2 separate regions of the Homo sapiens genome follow, and region 2 is linked to region 1. Evidence: chromatin loops called from intact Hi-C (ENCODE). Cell type or tissue: heart right ventricle. All regions are shown on one strand. Links, peaks and the distances in the headings refer to the core of each region. The heading gives the core; the rest is flanking DNA.

Region 1 (5,383 bases), core at 75-5,074:
ATCCCAGCCTGTGCTAACACAGTCAGGACTGGACACAAAGGTGATAGGGATGGCACCTGCAACAGCCTGGTCACTGGCACTCTAAGGCCGGGAGAGAAAGCAGGGTCATTGAGGTTATTTGGTGATTATCACCTGTGGCTCTCTGTGGGCAAGGTTTGGACTGAGAGCTGAGAGGGGCTTGGGAACAAAGTGAAGACCTGGTCTTTACCCTCAAGGGGAATGTGACCTTGATGGAGAGGCAGCAGGAGAACTGTACATTTGAGTACCCACACAGATTCACACATGCACACACACTCTCCCTGATCGGCAGTCACAAAGTCACAGCAAGACTTCGCAGAGCTCAGCACCTAACTTCTGATTTTCCTGTAGAGAAAAGGACAGCAACAAGGTGGGTCGGGCTGGAAAATATCCCTACAGGAGGGCACCCCAGGACCAGTGTTTCTGCCACTTTGCTGTCCCTGCACCCTCTGTCCCAGAAAGGTCTAAACTCGCAGTGAGGCTTCAGGACCCTGAGGCAAGTTCAGGCCCCTCTCAGAGATCTCTCAGAGAGAGGTTAAATGCACAGGCTCTGGGGGCAACCAGCCTGGGTTTAAATCCCCGTTCTGCCTCTTTGCAACTGTGAGAACTTGGGCACATTATTTTCTCTCTCTGGGCCTCAGTTTCCTTATCTGTAACACAGGGGGAATGATCACAATGCCCACCTTGTAGGTTATGATGAGGACTAAATGAGTTCATGTGTATGTAGTTTAAATTCAGTGCCTACACCAGATAGTGAGTATATCCACCATGCTGAACACGCAGGACTTGGGGGATGGGGAGGGGAAGATGGCATCATTAAACAGCTTTGTTTCCATCTCCTTCTGTGGAACTGGTTCTTCCCCTGTCCCTAGATGAAAATTTAGACAAGCCTCACAACTCCTGTGGACTCCAGTAGGTAATAAAAAGTCCAACAAACACTTTAAGTCATGAAATCCATCTCCATTCTATAATTTAAATGTCCAGCCCCAAAGTAAAGATTAAAACATCAAACTTAAAATTAAGCTTCCTGCCATCTCCTGGCTCAGTCCCGTCACAGGTGGGCCCACAGTGAGGGAGGGGTGTGAGTGTGTGTGCAGTGAGTGTATTATGTAGTGTGCAGGTATAAGGTATAGTGTGTGTTTGAATGTGTGGGTGTACACATTAGTATATATGTGGTGTGTGCCTGTATGTGAATCACTGGGCATGTGTGTGTACATGAGTGTGGGTGTGTGTAGGGTGAATGTATGCATGTGAAGATGTGTGAGAGCATGTGTGTGCGCACACATCAGTGTGTGTGCAGGTGTGTGTGCGTGCATGCGAATATGTGTGCATGTGTGTACACAAGTGTGGGTGTGGTGTGTGTGCATGCAAGTGTATCTGGGTGTGTGAAGGCATGTGTGTGTGAACACGAGTGCAGTGTGTGCATGCATGTGAATCTGTGTGCCTGTGTGTGTATACAAGTGTGTGATTGTGCTGTGCATGCATGTGAATCTGTGTGTGTGTACATGAATGTGGGTGTGATGTGTGCATGCATATGTGTGTATGTGAGTCAGCCTCCCCTCTCTTCCCCTGCCTTGCCCTGTCCCTCCTCCTCCTGCCTTTTGGTGACCCAGGGTTTCAGACTCCTGCGGGAGGAAGAGAGGTGAAGGCAGCAGGCAGCTTCCTGTCTGAGGGCTGCTATTGTGGCTAGTGTCTTTGTTTCCAGACCTGGCAGGTGTTTAGACTTTCATGAGCACTTGTGTGGGTTCACCCTCCACACTGTCCTCTTGTTTAGGATCTGAGACACTCCACAAGAGGCCCTCGGGCACCCTTCTCTCTGACACACTCCAGCCGTTCAGGCCACTCACCTCTCTGTGACCGGGGCCAGCCCATCTCATCCCAGCCATGTCTCCAGAGTGGGCAGGCAGCTTGTCTGCCGTGTATGGTCACACCCCATCTCACATAGCCCTGTTGAAGCCCCAGTCGCTTGCCTCAGATTCAAGGGCAGCCAGGAGGCAGGGCGCACGCTCAGCCCCACAGCAGGCCTCTCAGGATGTCCTGCCCTCGAATCCACTGCCTCCTCTCAGCCTCCCCATTCCCTGTCAGGACCTGGAGATGAGTGTGCAGCCCAGAGTCCAAACTGGTTCTCTGCCCTGTCCTTCTGGCAAGAGATACACAGGGCTCTCACTGCAGAGTGTGGCATCTGTGGGTGACTCGGCCACTGCTGGTACAGGAGGAACCCGTTACCATCCTGTTGCTGGTGTGTCCTGTGAATTTTGGCTTACCATCGATGGGGTAGTGCTGGCCTGGCTCAACAACATACCCCAGGACCTTAGAGAGCTTTCCGGCCATCCTTTACCTGCCCTGCTGGCTCGGCTTTCCTCAGAGGACTTGGGATCTGAGGAAACTATTGCTTCGAGAGCTCCATTAAAACTCATTAATACCTTTGGTCCATTCCGGGGCACTTTCTTACCCACAGGCCTCCCCACCCCCTGCCCCCTACCTGGTTCTCCAAGTCCCTGGACCTGGGCCATCTCCATCTGGGCAAGTCGCCCACAGCTCTGTGCCCAGCAGGGTGGCCCCCAGCAATGTCACACACACTGTCCTCTCTGCTGTCCTCTGCCAGGGCTGATCTGTGCCTGAAGTCTCCTTGCCACCCATCCATTCCTCCACCCTACCAGGCACTGTGCTTCACATTCTTTTTTTATTATTATGATTTGTTTTGTTTTTTGAGATGATGTCTCACTCTGTCACCCAGGCTGGAGTGCAGTGGCACGATCTCGGCTCACTGCAACCTCCACTTGCTGGATTCAAGTGATTCTCATGTGTCAGCCTCCCAAACAGCTAGGATTACAGGCACATGCAACCAGGCCCAGCTAATTTTTGTATTTTTAGTTGAGATGAGGTTTCACCATGTTGGCCAGCCTGGTCTTGAATTCCTGACCTCAGGTGATCCACCCACCTCGGCCTCCCAAAGTCCCCACTCCCGGCCCACATTCTTTTTTTTTAATTGATGCATAATAATTATACACATCTGTGGGGTACATATGGTATTTTGATACATGTATACAATCTGTAATGATTAAATCAGGGTAATTGGCATATCCATCACCTCGAATGTTTATCATTTCCTTGTATTGGGAACATTTCAAATCTGCTCTTCCAACTAATTTGAAATATACAATAAATTATTGTTAACTAGAGTCACCCTACTGTGCTGTAAAACTCTAGAACATATTCCTCCTATCTAACTGCATGTTTATACCCATGAACCGGCCTCTCTGTATTCCTCCCAACCCCATTCCCAGCTTCTGATAACTATCATTCTACTCTCTACCTCCATGAGAACAACTTTCTTATCTCCCACTTCTGAGTGAGATCATGACCTGCTGCTCTGCTGCTGAAGGGCAATGGCAGCAGTCCAGGGCAGGTGGCCCTCAGGTTCTGGGGAGCACACACTTCAGGTCCCTTTGTCCCCAGGGGAGACTCCTTGGCATGCTGCATCACCCATCCCTCAAGGTATAGGATACTACGTGGGCTAGAGTGCTGGGGACTTGGTCACACTCCTGGGTCCAGCCATTGTTGCAATGCTGCAGCCCCCTGGGTAGATGTGGGGGTTGTGGGTGGGTCTCCAGGGATGTGGAGATGCAGGGGTTTTTGGGCCCTGGGCAGGATATAGTCTGGTGGTGGCTGGGTTCTTAAGATGGTGCTGTGCTGCAGCTACTTTGATCTCAGGGGGTGTGTGGACTCGGCATGAACACGATCTCTGGAGAAATGCAGTCGCATGGGCTCCAGGCAGCTCTCCATACTTGTCTCAGGGCCCATGAGGGCTGAAGGACTCTCCCATGATGAGGACTGCAGGAGTCTGCAGTGTAATGTGGACCACTGGGGATCTCTTGCTTACCTTTTCCCCTCCTGGCTCTGAGCCAATCCCTGCCTTCTCCTTCCATGCTTTAGAAGTTCCCTGTCACTTCCCTGCTGAATTCTAGTGTTCTCTCTTGGAAGCTCTATTTGATGTTTGGTTATCTACTCGCTGTTTTGGTTGTTCTTGGTGGAGGAGGCAAGTTCTGGGCCCCTCTAATCAGGCTCCTGGAAGCCCCTTTTCTGTGCATCACATTCTTTACATCTCAACTCAAGGCCTCCAATCACTCCAGGAAACATTTCCATTACCCCTCCCCCAAGACAGAGCTAGAAGCCCACCCACATCTATGAGAAGTATGTTGGAATTGTGTGTCTCCTCATGTGTCTTCCTAACTGGAGTGTGAGTCCTTAAGAAGAAAAGCTAGGTCTCACTCATCTCTGTAACCCCAGCACTTAGCACAGGCCCCAGGGCATAGTGTGGGTACTAAGTGCATGTGTGGTGAATGGATGGATAGATAGATGAATGGATGGGTAGGTGGGTGGATGGGGGGATGGGTGGATAGATGGGTGGGTGGGTGGATGGATGGATGGATGGGTGGGTGGATGGGTGAAAGGGTAGATAGATGGGTGTGTGGATGAATGGATGAATGGATGGTTGGATGGGTGGGTGGATGGATGGATGGATGGGTGGGTGGATGGGTGAAAGGGTAGATAGATGGGTGTGTGGATGAATGGATGAATGGATGGTTGGATGGGTGGATGGATGGATATATGAGTAGGTGGGTGGTTGGATGGGTGGATGGATAGATGGATGGGTGGATGGATGGATAGACGGGTGAATGGGTGGGTGGATGGGTGGATGGATAGATGAATGGGTGGGTGGGTGGATGGATAAATGGGTGGATGGGTAGATAGATGGGTGGGTGGATGGATGGATGGGTAAATGCGTGAATGGGTGGATGGGTGGGTGAATGGGTGGCTGGGTGGCTGGGTGGCTGGGTGGCTGGGTGGCTGGCTGGCTGGCTGGCTGGCTGATTGGCTGACTGGTTGACAGGATGGGTGAGTGGATAAATGGACAGATGGGTGAGAGGGTGGATGAATGAGTGGATGGGTGGATGGATAGATGGAGAGTTGGCGAGTGGATGGATGTGTGTAGGTAAATGAGTCTATTTCATGGCTTAGAATATTTTCTATGATGAGACTCATCCCAGCTCAAGGACTTGAGGAAGCCCAACCTCATCATCTGTGATCAGTATACTCTTCTCAATCCCTCAACTATTGCCCAAGAGCCCCTTAGCCAGTCTGAGTCATTTCTCCAAAGACCTGTTACTTAACCTTCTAGCAGCCCAGCTCTCCTTTTAATGAAATTCCCAAGTTTGGGAACTTCAGATTTCAAACCCTCCTTAGGGCATGTACATTGTGTATTGAGAGACAGTGGCCCTGGGCTCACCCCTGAGGTGGATAGAAGAGAAGATTGTTCAGGGGATCCACTGGACCCTTTGCCTCAGGGAGGTTCTATATATTG
Region 2 (5,383 bases), core at 151-5,150, 180 kb after region 1:
GAGAAGCTGAAGAGGCAGTGAAGAGTGTGAGCAACACAGGAAGACATGAGTCCTGCACCCGGCACAGTGTGCACATCCAAAAAAAGTCAACAGCATTTGTAGGATGAATGGGTAGATGGGTGGATGGATGGAGGAGTCCAGCAACTATGGAGGCCTAAGCAGGGACAGACTCAACAGGGGTAATGATGTGTGCAGGTACAAGCCTGGGAATGCTGAGTATTAGGGCAGGTAAACAGCTGAGATAACCAGGCCCTAGATGCAGAGAGGCTTGAACACAGTAGAAATCTATTTCTCCTGTCCGAGTCCAAGGCACAGTCCAAGTCCCGTCAGGGGGCAGCTGTCTTCCTTGTGATGATTCAGGCACCCAAGCTCATTCTCTTCTGTGGTTCCACCAACCCTGGCCTAAGGCCTTGTGGTCTGCAACTGTGCAGTGGAAAGAAAACTTAGAGGAGGCACACCCACTTCTTAAAAGCCCCAGCCTGGGGTGGGGAGGGGGCGGGATTAGAGAGATGTCTATCAAAGGATATGAAATTTCAGTTAGGAGGAGAAATACATTCAAGAGAGCTATTGTACAACAGGGTGACTATAGTTAATAAAATGCTGGACACTTGAAAATGGCTAAGGAAGTAAATTTTAAGTGTTCTCACCACATACACAAAAATGATAAGTGCATGTGGTAATACATATATTAATAAGTGTGATTTAGCCATTCCACAATGTTTACATATTTCAAAACATCATGCTGTATAGCATAAATATATGCAATTTTTATTTGTCAATAAGTAAATAAATAAAACCCAGCCCACAAATTCCCACCAGGGACACACATCATTTCCACTCATGCTCCTGGAGGTGGTGGCCACTCCTCCACGTACTTGGGGCCCTGAGCCCTTTTCTCTTTAATGGGTCCTGCCAAGTGACAGGCCTCAGGCCCCTCCCCTGCTGACCATGGCTTCTATAAACCTGAGCCTGCTCTCTTGGGTCCTCCAAGAGGTTTGCTGGCCTGCACCTCCATATTTCCTGGTGACAAAAACTGCAACCTTGGGCTTTCTTCACTGGGTAAATTTGGGCCCTAACCACCCCTTCCCTCATGGCTATGTGTACACAGGTGCTTGCCTGTGCATGCACACACACACACACACACACACACACACAAACACACACATGGGAACTGGCTGGCTCAGGAGGAGACTCCAGCCTGCCCACCACACTTGCCCCTAGAGGAGCCTCCTCCACAGGGCATGAAGAACAATGCCCAGCTCCAGGTTCAGACTCATGCCCCTTTCAAAGGTACTCAGAGAGACCAATCAAAGGAGTGTACGCAGGAGGTCTCGCATGCCCTCTTGCAGATGAAGGGGTCCAAACCAGCTACCCCTGCTTCCAGAGTGCACAGCACTCCTGCCCAGCCTGCTCAGCCTCTGGCTTGGTGCTTCTGGCTTCTGGTGCTCGCCTCCTTCAGGAAGCCTCCTGGATTGGCAGTCTCTGACCACAACCCACCATGCAAGACCTCAGTGAGGGCTCACTTATTTGGTTCATGCTTGCTTTGTGAAACGTTCTGGAGTCATTTAGTCTATGGGGCTCCTCTTCTTCATTGGAGAGTAACTCTCCAGTGCAGAGTGTGTGTAATTCTCCATCCTCTTTTTTTCTTTTTCTAGTTCAGGTATCACCCTGGAATCGTCTCGTACCTTCACATGGTCAAATTCTGACTCTCTCTGATTCCACTTGCAGGTGGCCTTGATACAGGGGCAGTGCGGCCACTGTAATGGCATGGGATCAGCTCAGACACACCTGTCCCTTCCTATGCACAGAGGGACTTCTTTTCTTTGTTTCTACCACGTTTTAAAGAGAACATTCTATCAGTCCTTTGCCCTTTGCCCTGCAAGCCATGAAACAGCCTTCAGGAAAAAGAAACACACACACACACACACACACACACACACACACACACACACACACACACACACGTCTGCTTTTAAAAAATGCCTAACTAAGACCTGGTGTGGTATGGCTCATGCCTATAGTCCGAGAGATTTGGTAGGCCGAGGCAGGAGAATCACTTGAGGCCAGGAGTTTGAGACCAACCTGGGCGACACAGCGAGACCCCCAACTCTACAAAAATATAAAATATTAGCTGAATGTGGTGGCGCACGCCTGTCCCAGCAACTCCAGAAGCTGAGGCGGGAGGATCACTTGAGCCCAGGAATTTGAGGCTGCATTGAGTTGTGATTGTGTTACTACACTCCAGCCTGGACGACAGAGTGAGAGACCCTATCTCAAAACAAACAAACAAAAAACACTGACCAAAACAATTTTCCATTTTTGAAAATCGTATAGGCTTTATTTTATGTGAAAAAAATATATATATATGTTAAATAAATCCAAATTTTATTCCCAGAGGAAACATTCAGAAGTGGCTTAAAGAGTTTGCTTGCTTTCATTTTTCTTCCTTTTTCCTCTCCCTCTCTCTCTCACTCCCTCTCTCTCTTTGTTCTCTGATTTCTTGTTGACCCCACTCCCTACTCTCTTCCTGTCTGCTCCATGGGGCACCTTGCTAACAGACTTCATGTTTTTATACATGCACATCCTCGTTTGGGGCACATTTATTTTAATTAATGTAAATGGGTTGTGTTGTGCATCTCACGCTGACTTTCTTCTCTCGGCTCTGTTTTAAGCTCCTCCATTTGGCCGTGCGTACATCAAATCTGTTACTTCTGACTGCTGTGTGTGGGGAGGAAGGAACACTGGCTTTGGCATCAGATGGATCCGAGGATAGAACAGGGAGGCTGGTGTCCAGGACACGGGATGTGTGAGGACCTGGGGGTTGAGTTAACTCAGAGGGCAGCACCAGAGGCCTTCAACACTAGAGCCCCTTCTGCCCTGCTCCAGCAGGGCCTTCCTCCTTGGTCACATTTATAAAATGCATGCTGTGGTTCTCATGTGTCCAGCCAGGGGCTGCCCAGTAGCCTGGCTGGATCAATTTCAGAGGGATTTGTTTGTTGGGGGTGGTGGCCGCGGCAAACACAGCAGAGAGTGTGGGACCTCCAGTAGCATTTCAGGGTACAGGAGGGAGTGATGGTAGGGACAGGAGGGATAATATGGAGTGACAGTTCATCTCATCAGCCCAGTTGGGCTCTGGGGACCCTGACTCTAAAGTGCTCTCATCCCTAATCCCTGGCGCAGGGAGGCAAGAGTGTTGGGAATAGGTGGGGTTAGATCTTCATTTCTGTCCCCTTCCTGCAAGCTCCCAGGACCAGGAAACAGAAAACCCCCAGACAAGGGCTGGAGACCTCAGGTTTGGGGCAGGAAGGGTCTGGCACACGGTCCATGCTCAAACACCGGAGTGGGTCCTCAGGCCTGCAGCCAGCCTGGCAGGATGGGCAGACGAGAAGGCTCCCCCTCAGTCCCCACCACCAAGGGCGCAACAGAAATCTGGTGACAGGGTTCTGAGTTCAAGTGCTGACTCTGCCTTTCTTGGCTCCAGGAGTGGGGGGTGGGGGGCGGTTGGCTCCCAGGGGAAGGGGACAGGGAGTGGATGGGCCTCAGAGGCTCTTGTGGCTGAGACTCCCTGGCAATCATCTCTCCTTTGCTGTTTGGTCATGCTTCCCTAGCCCCAGGGACCCAAGGGGTACCCCTGGGACTGCTGTGTGTGTGGCAGGGATGATGCCAAGCTCCCAGTCTCTTTCCAGTCTGAGCACTTGAGTAAGGAACATTTGAAGAAAGGGCTCTGGTGCCAGTTGCAAAATCACTACAAGGTATTGCCCCATCTTAAATGCGACACTTAATGGGTGTGGTTGACTGAGCCCTTTTCCCCTGCATGGAGGGCGCTTTCGTAGTGTGAGTGCCTGCACACCTTGGGGATCAGGGCTGCCAAAAAAGAGGGAAGAGGGGATTCTGGGGAGTCTGTGAATGTGCCTCCTTCACAGCCCTGCCAAACCCACCCCCAGCCCCCCAGCATCCTTCTCTGGTTCCAGGCTTCCCACCTGTTCATGCTGAAAAGGAATGCCTGTCTGTATGGCTCTCCCCTCACTGAGAACAGCCCCCAGAAGAGACAGAGCGCGGGTGACACTAGAGACTCTCCGGTTCCCCAAACCAGTTTCCCCAGCTTCAGACAAAGGAGGGTGGTCCCAGCTCCAGCCTGAAAGGAGATCTGGCTGGGCTGGATTTCCGGAGGAGCCTCTAGCCATTGGCATCTCGCCTGTGAAGGAGGGAGAAGAGTCTGCAGCTCGCTTGAGCCCCAGAGCAGAGAATATTCCTTCCCCTTCACCCTTGTCTGATGTCACCATTGGAAATAACAGCAGTGGCTAACATTCTTGAGTGTGGTGTGTCAGATTCTGTGCTAAGTGAGTTATCTCACCTGAGGTAAGGGCTTCCGTGATTTCCATTTTGTAGATAAGCAGGCAGAGGACTTCAGGGTCAAGTGACTTGCCCAAGGTCAAATAGCTCCTGAGGAGGTGGACCAGGGAAGTCTGGCTTCCCAGCCCTGGCTGTATACACAGCCCTGACTCCACGCTCCCCTAGGAGCAGGTGGTTACCTTCAGCCGTGAGCAGATCTGGGTCCCCACGAACTTGTTACTCCCATGAGCCCCTTGGGCTGTGGTTCTCACTCTGAGAATGGATGGGTATCAGATTTGCCTGGGAAATTTTCCAAAATGCACCTGTCTTCTCCCTATCCCTGCTGGTATTAGAATAGGTTGGGATAAGGTACACAGCACATATATAAGAAAAGCTCTCCAAATGTTTCTGATGCTGTCCCCTTGCCCAGAGATTTGCTGTCCAGGGATCTGTGCCCATCAGACCCCAGGGAGACACAGCCTCAGTCCTCTCCATGCTCAGAAGCATCCCATCAGCTCGGCTGCAGACAGCCCCCCAGCTGCCACTGGCTTCCTGCCCCCACCCTGAGGATCAGAGGTGCTGCCTGTTTCTAAGCCAGGCGGAAGGATGCAGATGTCACCACATAATTACACATGTCATGTGCCATGAAGTGTGGGGACAGCATGGAGAGAGGAGTCAAACTGCAGAGATTATACGTCTGGCCCTGCCATTCCGGAGCCCAGTGCCAGGGAACCTCACCAAGCCCATCCCGCACCGTGTGCCGCGGGTATTCACCTCCTTTTGCATACATTCAAACACTGCCACAATGAAAACATGGAGTTTTTCCCTAATGGTTTGCAGTAAGGATCAAATAAAGCCACGTGCTTTTGCCTCTGCAGGTGTCAGGGACGACCGAACAATTAACAGGATCATCTCTTTAATTCTCCCTGGAAGAGGGTTCAAGGCAAGGTCAGGGCCCCATCCCTGCCTAGGAGGAAGGACACAAGGCCCAAAGAGAGTGACCGAGTCATGGGTCTGCAGTTTACTGGGGGCGGCGGGGGAGGTTAGGTAA

The links. Peaks named below come from ENCODE experiments on the same cell type or tissue, not always from the same donor. Only the 100,000 strongest peaks of a DNase experiment are listed, where the experiment ranks them.
Region 2: a loop joins it to region 1, with 2.4 times the contacts of the local background. A loop is called at or near these places in 84 of 110 quality-filtered maps.

The regions. Positions count from the first base shown.
Region 1 is chr18:46,471,481-46,476,863 of GRCh38, reverse strand. No RefSeq gene overlaps it. Among named protein-coding and RNA genes, the nearest start is that of ARK2C, 140 kb to the right of the region's middle. In heart right ventricle, for the core only: no CTCF peak of the experiment used is centred there; a DNase peak (open chromatin) is centred at 2,554.
Region 2 is chr18:46,292,867-46,298,249 of GRCh38, reverse strand. No RefSeq gene overlaps it. Among named protein-coding and RNA genes, the nearest start is that of ARK2C, 38 kb to the left of the region's middle. RefSeq lists an enhancer at 3,269-3,770. In heart right ventricle, for the core only: no CTCF peak of the experiment used is centred there; no DNase peak of the experiment used is centred there.